Linked DNA regions of Homo sapiens: region 1 is linked to region 2. A link is a loop called in an ENCODE intact Hi-C map of the cell type or tissue named here. Cell type or tissue: endothelial cell of umbilical vein. All regions are shown on one strand.

Region 1 (2,500 bases), 360 kb after region 2:
GCGGGTGGGTCACCTGAGGTCAGGAGTTCAAGACCAGCCTCAACATGGAGAAACCCTGTCTCTACTAAAAATACAAAATTAGCCGGGCATGGTGGTGCATGCCTGTAATCCCAGCTACTCGGGAGGCTGAGGCAGGAGAATTGCTTGAACCTGGGAGGTGGAGGTTGCGGTGAGCTGAGATCATGCCACTGCACTCCAGCCTGGGCAACAAGAGCGAAACTCAGTCTCAAAAAAAATAATAAAATAAAATAAGTACCAATACAGAAAAAAATAAGTAACATAATAATATGGATGTTATATACATACACACATATATAAAATCAAATGAAGCAACTTTTAAAGACAAATGGAAAATGTGTTAAAGTTGGCAGGTAATAGCCCATAAAGAAAATTTCCATAAATTTTGTATTATAATTAAAGAATGTCACCTATACTATTTCACACTAGCAAATGTATTAAGATTTTCCGTAAGAGCCACACATAGATAATAGTTTTTAATTATGATGCCAGACATAAGAAATTTGCAATAACAATTAAGGCCAACAAACCAAGAACTGAAACATTCTCAAACAATTCAAGTCAAACAGGAAATCAAACTGAAACAGCCATATTAGGAGGTTGAAGGCTTGAGGGATCTTGGTTTTAATTTCCAGCCAAGGCCATCAGGTTAAACCTTTAGAAATAACTTCAAAAAGAAAATAAGGGAATACATAAGATTATAAATAATAAAAATCATACATAAAATTAATTGTTATCCTATACACAAATAATAACTTTTAAAATATAGGAGCTAGAAATATCTCACTTTCAATAGTGACTCTATCGGTCAGGGCCCAGCTAGCAATACAGAGTCCTGACATATAATAATTAAATAAGATAATTTAATGTGGGAACTAATTATAAAGGTATTAGAATAGCTGAAAGAGTAAATGAAGGAAGGTGCCATCAAAAAATTATTAACAGTGGAAAGTTGCTAATATCCCTAAGCTGGAAGGACAAAAGGAGAGGATGATATTCCTAGGGTCTAAGCACTGGGCCCACCAAAAATGCTGGAACTCTGACAGTACTGCCTCTTGAAAGCTGGGACTAAAGAGGGAGTTAAAGCACAGAGGAGACTGGACCAGAGCTTCCACCAGGAGCAGAGGGCTGGGTAGAAGTAGCCTCCCTTCTTCCGTGCTCCTTCCTTCCAGCATCTTCCCAGTGCCCCCTACTGGCTAACTTTAGATGAAAGTCACCCGGCAAGGGAGCCTGGGAATGCAGTTCACATGGTGTTCTCTTGTAACCTACAGGGAAAGGGAGGGAGATGGAATTGAAAGCAAACAGAAAAAAGACCATTGGCACAGCAAGCAAAAGAAAAAGAAGAAAAGAGAGAGAAAATTAGATCTATTTCCCATACTTCACCTAAAGGTCCTTGATAGGAATTGTGTTATGGGCAACGCATGTGTTTATTTAATTATTTTAAAATATGAGGGGAAAAACCCACATATATTGTATACAAATTCTATACAATAAAAAACAAGTTTATCTCTCACTTCATACCCCCAATCCCTCTACACAGCATAGCCACTGTTACTTATTTTGTGTATTCTTCTGGAAATTTCCCATATACACGCATGAATATTTTTAAATGTCCACAAGCACAAAATACCTATTATTCTATCTGGTTTTTTTCCACTTAGGTATGTATGTTGGAAACCTTGTCATAATTTATTTTTAAAAGTCTCCATTTGATGCATAAATAGGCCATTTCAAGGTTTTTTTATTATAGAGAATATATCACAAAAGTAAAGGAGTACTGATAAAATTATTTGGCTAGTGTCTTTACATGTCTGGTATTTGAAACAATCCAGTTAGCGTGTGTTGGGCCAGGGGCAATACAGCTAAAAGAAGAACATAAGTGGGATATGGGATTTGAAAGTAAGTCACTAAAACATGGAGCTATCTCACATTCATTGTTACTTATAATTCATTCCCATATGTTTGTGAATGTTTGGAAGGACATGCAGATGTAACCAATATGTGTATCTTTACCCCCAAGGCAATTGCACGTACCAATGTTTTTATTCTCCCAAAACTAAATAAAACCTGATCCCCTCTGTTTTAGCCAGGCCTATTCACTTGCCTCTGAAATTTTTCAGGTTTTTGAGATTGCTTAATTGTGTAACCTTGGACAAGGCCCTAATCTCTGTGGCCCTCAGTTTCCTCATTAAAATGAAAGTGTCATCTTAATCTATCCTGCTCTTACAAATTCAACAATTCTACTTGTCCCAGCTCTGACTATCACATTTTCAAGAGAAAAGAAAGAGCAGGCCGGGCATGGTGGCTCACGCTTATAATCTTAGCACTTTGGGAGGCTGAGGCGGACAGATAGCTTGAGCTCAGGAGTTCAAGACCAGCCTGGATAACATGGTGAAGCCTTGTGTGCACAAAATATAAAAAATAAAAAAATTAGTCAAGTATGGTGGCATGCACCTGTAGTCCCAGTTACTTGGGAGGCTGA
Region 2 (2,500 bases):
CAGCTCCGCAATGGACAGAACTCCCAGAGTGAGAGGCCAGCTGCCATTTTTGCTGTCTCACAGTCCCCACTGCTATAGCCTTCAGGCTGTGGAGAGTGCATTGTGATTAGGGAGTGGTGTGGTTCCCCAGCATAGCACAGCCATACCGTGGAAAAGTGGCCAGACTGTTCTCCACACAGGTGCCTGTCACTGCTTTTCCTCACTGGGCAGGACTTCCCAACCTGGGACTCCAGCACCACTACCCTGCCCTCACTTGAATACTGCAGTCAGAAGCAGTTCCGCATTTCTCTGAGGAGGAAATCCCAGAGACAACTCATAACCTCTCTGCCATTGCACCTACAGTGGTACCATCCTAACTGCCCTTGGCAGAGGAAGGAACAAAGGGCCTAGTCTCTCACCTGCAGCATACCACAGCAGTCATATAGACAGGAGTCCAGTGACTTTTAACTGTGAGCCCCTACTCCCAACTATTCACCAGGAAGGGAAGAGCATGCCCACTGGTAGTGGCTCTGTGTTTCCCTGGAGAGGGGCTCCCAGAGGCAACTGGGCTCTCCTGCCACTGCCACAGCAATGGTTCTGCCCCTAATGTCTTTGATCTGGGGAAGAAACAAAGAGCCTAAGGTCGTCACCTAAGCTGCCATCATACCACAGTCACCATAGAGAGAGGAGCACAGTTCCTCATCGCTGTGAACCCTTGAGTCCCCATTCTTCAACAAACAGAGCCACCATCTAGGGCCAGCAGAGCAGCCACCCCAAACCCATGGCTGAACATTCCCAGTAGCAGTGGCTTTATGTTTCTCTGAGGTCAAGCTTCCAGAGGCAATAGAAAACTCCCTGCCACTGCCATTGCAGTAGTACTGCATTTGCTGCCCTCAGATCAGGGAGGAGCAAAGACCCTCAGTGCTTTAACCACACCTCCAGCAAGCTGCAGTTGCCCTAAGGAGGAGACGCCAGTCTTTCTTCCCCAGCTCCCACACTCTGCTGTTTCTCACCACGCAGGGCCTCCCTGGCTTAGGCTCACAGCTCAGCCAACCTATCCTGTGCAAATCACACTGATTGATAGTGGCTCTGCATCTCTCTAGGGTCAGCCCCAAGAGATAGGTGGAAAACCCACTACCACAACCAATGCTAAGATCCCTTCCCCTGCTGCCTCCAAGCTGAGGACGAAACATAAGGCCTGAGATTGTCCCAGAGCTTCAGTGTGCAGCCTGGGAGTGCCAAGCTGAGATCTTAGGATAGGAGAGGAGCCCATACCTTCAGATCACTGAGAGGGAGCACAGCTACAATCATGAGGAAATACAAAGAAGCCTTCTGACTGGGAAAAAAGAGCCTACCTACTGGCCATTACACTTAAGCGCCACCTAGTGGATCACAGCCCAAAACAGCAACACAAGAAATAACTTGGCTGATACACTCCCCTGTGAAACTAAGGACATGAATTCAGCTACAAATAAAGACCCTGCACAAAGCCTTGGCCCGCTGAAAACATCCAGAAAAAGTCTACTGACTACTCATTTACACTGCAATTAAAGGAATACTAGCCCACACAGATGAGAAAGAACCAGTGCAAGAATTCTGGCAACTCAAAAAGCCAGAGCACCTTCTTTCCTCCAAAATTTCATGTTACTTCCCCAGCAAGGGTTCTTAACCAGGCTGAAATGGCTGAAATGACAGATATATAATTCAGAATATGGATAAGAATGAAGATCATTAAGATTCAGAAGAATGTTGAAACCCATTCCAAGGAAGCTGAGAATTACAATAAAATGATACAAGAGCTGATAAATGAAATAGCCATTATAAAAAACAACCAAACTGATCTAATAGAGCTGGAAAACACACTACAAAAATTGCATAATGCAATAGCAAGTATTAACAGCAGAATAGACCAAGCTGAGGAAAGAATCTCAGAGCTCAGAGACTGGCTGTCTGAAATAAATCAGTCAGAGAGAAATAAAAAAGAACGAATAAAACCCACAAGAAATATGGGAATATGTAAAGAGGCCAAATGTATGACTTGTTGGTGTCCCTGAAAGAAACAGGGAAAAAGCAAGCTACTTGGAGAAAATATTTCAGGATATCATCTATGAAAACTTCTCAAACTTTCCCGAAGAGAACAACATTCAAATTGAGGAAGTGCAGAGAACTTCTGTGAGATATTACACAAAAATACTATCCCCAAGATACATAATTATCTGATTCATCAAGGTCAAAATGAAAGAAAAAAATGGTAAAGTCAGCTTGAGAAAAGAGGTAGGTCACCTGCAAAGGGAACCCCATCAGGGTAACAGCAGTACTTTCAACAGAAACCCTATAAGCCAGAAGAGATTGGGGGCCTACATTAAACATTCTAAAAGAAAAAAAAAATTCAATCACAAATCATTAGAGAAATGCAAATCAAAACTACAGTGAGATACCATCTCACACCAGTCAGAATGACTATGATTAAAAACTAAAAAAATAACAGGTGCTGGTGAGGTTTTGGAGAAAAGAGAATGTT

The links. A loop is a pair of places that touch in the nucleus more often than their neighbours do. Peaks named below come from ENCODE experiments on the same cell type or tissue, not always from the same donor. Only the 100,000 strongest peaks of a DNase experiment are listed, where the experiment ranks them.
Region 1: it touches region 2 in a loop (7-fold over the local background); 6 of 110 quality-filtered maps call a loop at or near these places.

Annotation. Positions count from the first base shown.
Region 1 is chr3:99,531,256-99,533,755 of GRCh38, forward strand. The region is part of intron 1 of LOC105374007 (a long non-coding RNA gene); the gene reads right to left. The region is part of intron 1 of LOC105374005 (a long non-coding RNA gene); the gene reads right to left. Among named protein-coding and RNA genes, the nearest start is that of COL8A1, 110 kb to the right of the region's middle. In endothelial cell of umbilical vein, a CTCF peak has its summit at 1,215 (motif pointing left); a DNase peak (open chromatin) is centred at 1,216; H3K27ac peaks cover 219 bases.
Region 2 is chr3:99,171,869-99,174,368 of GRCh38, forward strand. No RefSeq gene overlaps it. Among named protein-coding and RNA genes, the nearest start is that of LINC00973, 260 kb to the left of the region's middle. In endothelial cell of umbilical vein, a CTCF peak has its summit at 1,367 (motif pointing left); a DNase peak (open chromatin) is centred at 1,353.